Regions from separate parts of the Mus musculus genome. Here region 2 is linked to region 1. A link is a contact called in ENCODE POLR2A ChIA-PET data. All regions are on one chromosome and are shown on one strand. Each heading gives the region's core, a stretch centred on a gene start or an enhancer-like site at or near the end of the contact. The rest is flanking DNA. Distances are from core to core; before and after follow the strand shown. Region 1 has its middle 15 kb from the start of Gpr142. Region 2 holds the start of Slc9a3r1 (solute carrier family 9 (sodium/hydrogen exchanger), member 3 regulator 1).

The links. ChIA-PET counts read pairs that join two places held with the same protein, here RNA polymerase II (POLR2A).
Region 2: POLR2A ChIA-PET joins it to region 1 with 12 read pairs in Patski. The contact joins the promoter of Slc9a3r1 here to the enhancer-like site in region 1. POLR2A ChIA-PET finds 5 or more read pairs at or near these places in 2 of 5 experiments (Patski and embryonic stem cell).

The regions. Positions count from the first base shown.
Region 1 is chr11:114,816,859-114,819,773 of GRCm38, forward strand. No RefSeq gene overlaps it. Among named protein-coding and RNA genes, the nearest start is that of Gpr142, 15 kb to the left of the region's middle. Within about 2 kb of position 1,498, at least 1 of the 3 ENCODE cell types and tissues checked has a DNase peak (open chromatin) inside an H3K27ac peak, as active enhancers do.
Region 2 is chr11:115,161,901-115,164,815 of GRCm38, forward strand. It overlaps Slc9a3r1 (solute carrier family 9 (sodium/hydrogen exchanger), member 3 regulator 1), which reads left to right and starts at 1,441. Exons shown (of 6, transcript NM_012030.2): 1 at 1,441-2,051. The coding sequence starts at 1,626. It overlaps Rab37 (RAB37, member RAS oncogene family), which reads left to right. Exons shown (of 9, transcript NM_021411.4): 9 at 1-340.

The DNA of each region.
Region 1 (2,915 bases), core at 248-2,747:
TTCACCCACGGAGCCACCTCACCAACCCATTAAAATCAGCAAACATGGCTGATGCCTGAGGAACAAATGAGATCCATGGTCATCCCCTGGCTTCTGCACTGACAGTCACATGTGTGCATGTTTATGTGCTCACCCATGCACATGCACACACTTGCACTTGCACATGCATGCACACGGGCACACACATGCACACTTGCACACATGCATGCGTGCACACAAGCACACTCGCACATACATGCATGCACACAGGCACACACATACACACTTGCACATACACACATGTCCACAGGCACACACATGCACACTTGCACATGCATGCACCCAGGCACACACAGGTACATTTGCACATGCATGCACACAGGCACACACATGCACACTTGCACATGCATGCACACACACGTTGTTGGGGGTAGAGCCCCACCCCCAGGGTTTTGAGTTTGTCAATCCTTTTAAACCAATCTCCAGGCTTTGGAAAGTGAGTCCTTTTGTGCCTTGCCCTCAGCTTCTGCTTCAGGGCTTGGCCAGGAGACTCAACAGCTGACTTTCAGGATCCCTATGAGAGAACCTCACAGAGATGCAAACAGAATGAGGGCCCTGGGATTAAAACAGCTATCCTTTCTGCTCACTCACCCTGTGGCTTCCTGGACCACAGTGAGACTGAAGAGTATAAATCCCTTCAGTGGCAAGGGGCCTGGCCTCTGGGAGAGGGAGAGCAAGTAACTGCTATAGGCCTGTCCACTAGACTGACTCAGACAGTACAGGAGGACGCATCCTGCTAGACACTGACCCGGGTTCTGGCAGAAGACACCCTCCTTTCCTCCTAGCTCCAAACTTTGTCTCTGTAACTCCTTCCATGGATGTTTTGTTCCCAATTCTAAGAAGGGGCATTGAGTGGGGGGAGATAGCACAATCCCCCTTGTTAATCTCCCCACTGTAGCCACATTGAATAAATCAACTTTCTCTGCTATGGCTTTTCTTACTGGCCTGGTAAAGATGGCAGATGGAGACTAGTCTATGAGAGCTAACAGGGACCAGGCTCAGATATTCATAACTCCACTCATGAGGAACTCAGCCTCATATATGGGTGGACAGAACTCCATGACACTCCCACAGTCTCTATCCCTTGGCCCATATGACTCCTGCGACTTCCTTTCATCTGTGGTTACAAGGGTAAAGGAGACTTACCTAGTAGGCATCAGCCATGGGAAAGCGGTAGTGCCTGGCCATTAGGTGACCTCGGGGCTAGGTGACCTGGCTTGTCCTAGGCCACCACCCCTCCTCAAGGCCCAGTTTCTGCATCTGGGAAGCAGAAGTAGGCACTGACCCAAGAAATCTAACCCAACCTTTTGTCATCTGGATTCTTTAGAGGCCAAGAAAAGCCAGGATTAAGGCTGGCTCCCCTGGGCTCCCCTGGTCAGGTGCACACAGGCGGTGCCTTGGTTCTGTGAACACAAACCAGAAACCACTTCCTGTGTGGCTGCAGTGTGAGTGGCCTGTAAGATTCCCACTACTTCAACCTCCCTCCTCCGTTAGTTCCCCTAAGTATGACCTCAGCGGGAAGGACAACTCCTACAAAGGGAAAAGGGAACAGGTTCAGGCCCTTGTGTTCCGAAGCTTGGTTCAGCTTGGTTCGGCTTGCCCCTGGCTGCATACTTCCCCAAGCTATGCAGAAGGACTGCGGTGGCGATCTGAGGACTGCTTCTCCAATCCCAGAGCCTGAGGACACTCAGCCAGCCTCCTTTATACAGGATGCAGCTCATCACCCGAGTGATTCCAGGCAAGGGTAGTACCCACACATCCTATCACACACAGCCTTGCTGACTATCACACGGGTGGGGGCAGGGATTGGGGTGAGCAGGGAGTTTGTATACAGCCTTAGGAATCCAAAGTTCCCTGTAAGGCTGTTGTAAGTAGTCTCTGTCTAGATCAGCTATTCTCAGTGTGTGTGTGTGTGTGTGTGTGTGTGTGTGTGTGTGTTGGTTAATGCCAACTTACTAGAATTCTGGACTCACCTGGGAAGGGAGTCCCACTGAGGGATTATCTGTATTAGGTTGGCCTGTGGGTGAATCTGAGGGATTGTCTCCGTTAGGTTAAAGGAGGTGGGAGCTGCCCTGAAACGTGGGTTACATGGTTTCATAGCCTGGATCCTGGATGCAGTGAAAAGGGAAACCAGGCATAGTGGCGCACGCCTTTAATCCAGCACTCACTCAGGAGGCAGAGGCAGGGGGACCTCTGCGTTTTATCCTGAGATCGAGTTCCAGGACAGTCAGAGCTACACAGAGAAACCCTGGTCTTGAAAAAACAAATAGGAAAAAGAAAAAGAAAAGGGAGGGGGGAGAGGGAGCTAAACTCCAGCAGTCTTTACATCCTGCTGCTTGCCAATGGATACAATGTGACTGATGGATACAATGTGACTAATTGTCTCCAGCCATTGTGACTTCCCTTCAGTGATGGGCTGTAATCTGGAAGTGTGAGCCTGGAGTAGGGGTGGGGGTTGTAGGGGTCAGGACCTCTTTTCTCTAAGTTGCTTTGTTCAGGGTATTTTATCACAGCAACAGAAATGAAACAGCATCCTGGTTCCTACGTGCTTAGTTGGGAAAGGGACCTGTGTGGAGCTCAAAGCAGGGAGGTGAAAGCTTCCCCCTCTCTCCTGGCTCACCTTACAGATATCACGGGGGCCTCCCTTTCTCTCCTTTTCTGCAGAAAGCCCACCAGGGGCTAAAATGGGGGGTGGGGAATGCCATGTGACCAGGCAGGCAGAGGCAGGAGCGACAATGCAGAGGTTTAAGGGTACCCAGAGGGTAGAGTTGCAGGAAGACCGGGTGGATGTTTGTCTAGAAGCCAGAAGGCTTAGTGGAGACAGGATGACCAAATGCTGTAACAGCACACTTGACTGGCAAACCAGTTGCTTGGTG
Region 2 (2,915 bases), core at 191-2,690, 340 kb after region 1:
GAGGTGTGCAGATCCATGACCAAAGGAAGCTTTACTACATCTATATAGGTTGGGCAGCGAGTGAGGCTCCAAGAAAGTATGCATTACACATATCTGAGGTTACTATATTTGCTTTCAAGGCAGAAATCTTGCTCCCAGAGCAAAGTCAGCACTCTAAACTTGGGTTGATAAGGAAACTCTCTGTGACCTCTCATAGGAAGATCAGGGAGGAGCCTGGGCTCCGGGTTCTCTTCTGGGGCTCTGAGCTGATTGCTGGAGCTCTAGTCACATACATAGCTCTGGGCCTCTGGCATTTCTGTTTTTCCAGAATTAAATTGCAGTATTTTGGAAAATATACTCTGACCGGTTTTTCCCCCTCTGTTTATTCCCAGAAGGAGGATCGTGTTAGAGAGTTTGTTACGTGGCACGTTGTGGGAAACTGTTACCCAATGTCCGAATCATTCCATCTTCACCCATTGGCGTCCTCATAGGTTCAACTTACCCTTAACTGACTACCCTCCCCCACCCCCAGCCTCTGTGGCCACATCTGCGCTGGCAAGAGGGAGCTGGAATGCTTATCTCACAATCCAAGTCATTTTTCTGTTGAACAAAGCCAGTCTTCCATTCCCTCTGAAGTGAATCCTGAGATTGACTACCTAGCTGTCTCACCCGCCCTCTCTCCGTGGCTAAAGGCTACTGCCAAAACTAAGCCCTTTATTTATTATTCATTTATCTGTTCTCAGACAGCCTGTCTTCCAGGTGGGCTGCAAGGAGCCTCAGTCTCTACCAAGCCCTACAAGTTTCTAGAAGGGATCAGAGCCCAAACCTCTGTCTATATGCATGTCCAGGGATAGAGGGGCGGCTCCACAAGAAGAAACTTTGTTATTTAAACAACTCTACTCCGGAGTTATTCTGTTACAGTTACCCTGTTACAGTGTTACTGTGTTACAGAAGACATCCGTCCGGTTCTTAAGTTGGCTCTGGGGAGGGGGAGGAGTGAGTGTGGGGGAGCATGGGGTGGTTTCCCCAGCAACTGTCGCTCCCCTCTCTCGGGCCAAGCTATGCAACAGGCTTTGGCTCAAGGCGGTTAAAGCGTTGAGAATCCTTTACCCAGAGACTAGCTCTTCTAAATCCCCCTCCACAACGTGGAAACCAGAGCGGAGCCCGTGGGGCCTCTGGGCTCAGTACCTGGAACCCCGCCCCAGCCCCGGCCTCGGCCCCGCCCGATCAGCCCAACTCCGCACTTGGTAACAAACACTTCCACTTCCTGGGCTCTCTTTTCTTCTCCCGCTGCGGGGTGCCGCGCCGAGTGCAGGCCACGCCCCACTCTCCTGATTGGTTAGATTTGTTCACCCTGGCGCAAGAGCCCGGTTCGTGATTTCTGATTGGTCTACTGTGATCCACACCCACCGCGCGGCCCCGCCCTCGGGTTTAGGAGCTGGGGCGGGTTCTGGAACGCTCAGACGCCGCGCAGGGCGGGGATTGGCCGGCTCCCTTCCTGTGCGTTCGCAACCGCGGTTCCCGGGACACCTGTTCCCTGTGCCCCGTGCGGTGCTCAGCTCCCAACTCGAGCTCTGCGGCTCGGGGAGAAAGGTCGTGAGTCCCCGGCCTCCGACGGCACCCGCGCTGAGCCTTCGCAGAACAAGATGAGCGCGGACGCAGCGGCCGGGGAGCCTCTGCCCCGGCTCTGCTGCCTGGAGAAGGGTCCAAATGGCTACGGCTTCCACCTGCACGGGGAGAAGGGCAAGGTGGGCCAGTTTATCCGTCTGGTAGAACCTGGCTCGCCGGCCGAGAAGTCGGGGTTGTTGGCTGGAGACCGATTGGTGGAGGTGAACGGTGAGAATGTGGAGAAGGAGACGCATCAGCAGGTGGTGAGCCGCATCCGCGCAGCGCTGAACGCCGTGCGCCTGCTGGTGGTCGACCCGGAGACCGACGAGCGTCTCAAGAAGCTGGGCGTCTCGATCCGGGAAGAGCTGCTGCGCCCCCAGGAGAAGTCCGAACAAGCCGAGCCTCCAGCGGCCGCCGACACTCATGAGGCTGGGGACCAGAATGAGGCCGAAAAGAGCCACTTGGTAAGTGCGGGTTGGGCTTGGTGTAGGACTAGGATTCTAGAGAGACTCGGGCACCCCGGACTTCCAAGCACTTTCTGAAACTCGAGCAGCGAGGAGGAAACGGCTTCTGCCCTCTGTCCCGGAGCCTTCGCAGTTTCTAAGGCGAGCTTCGGAGTGCGACCAGCGACCCCACCGCCCTGTCCGGGCTGGCTGGGGAGCGGAGCTCCTTTGCCGCCTGCATCTCCTGACTGCTTGAACTTTGCGAAGACGGCGCAAAGAAACCCAGTCCCCTTCTCTGCTCCCATTCCTTGGATTCCGCCCCACAACCCGGACTCATTCCTGGGTTATCCTTGCCTACAGCTAAGCTAAGAGCTCTCCCCACCACCCCCCGCATCTCCCTCCCTCCCTCCCTCTTTCTACTCTCTTCTCTTCAGTCCCTGTGGATGGTAGCTCAAAGTGGCTTAAAGGCTGAATAACTAAGGGTCCCTGGGAGGACCCCTTCAGCCCTACCCACATCCTGGGTCCTCTAGTTTGTGCATCATTAACTCACACCGGTTGGACTTCATCCTTCTCAAGACTAAAGTGACTTCTAAGAAAGAGAGGAAGTCTCAACGTCTCGGAGCTAGGGGTGGGGGTGGGGTGCCGGGAGGAGGTGCAGAAGCGTCTTGGGGGTGGTGGCTCTGCCACCCCGGAGGATTTATGGTCCTCTGGAATGTGAGGAGTAAGCGCTCGCTAGCTGGTATCTGGGAGCCTGGTGGGAGGACCTTAGAAGAGGAGGAAAAGGAGAAAGATGGGTGGGGGAGGGAGCAGGAACAGGCCAGGCAGCGTCCTGCAGAGCCGACCCTCGCAGGTGGTCCCGCCCTGGTGTCTCCTCTTCTCTGTCCA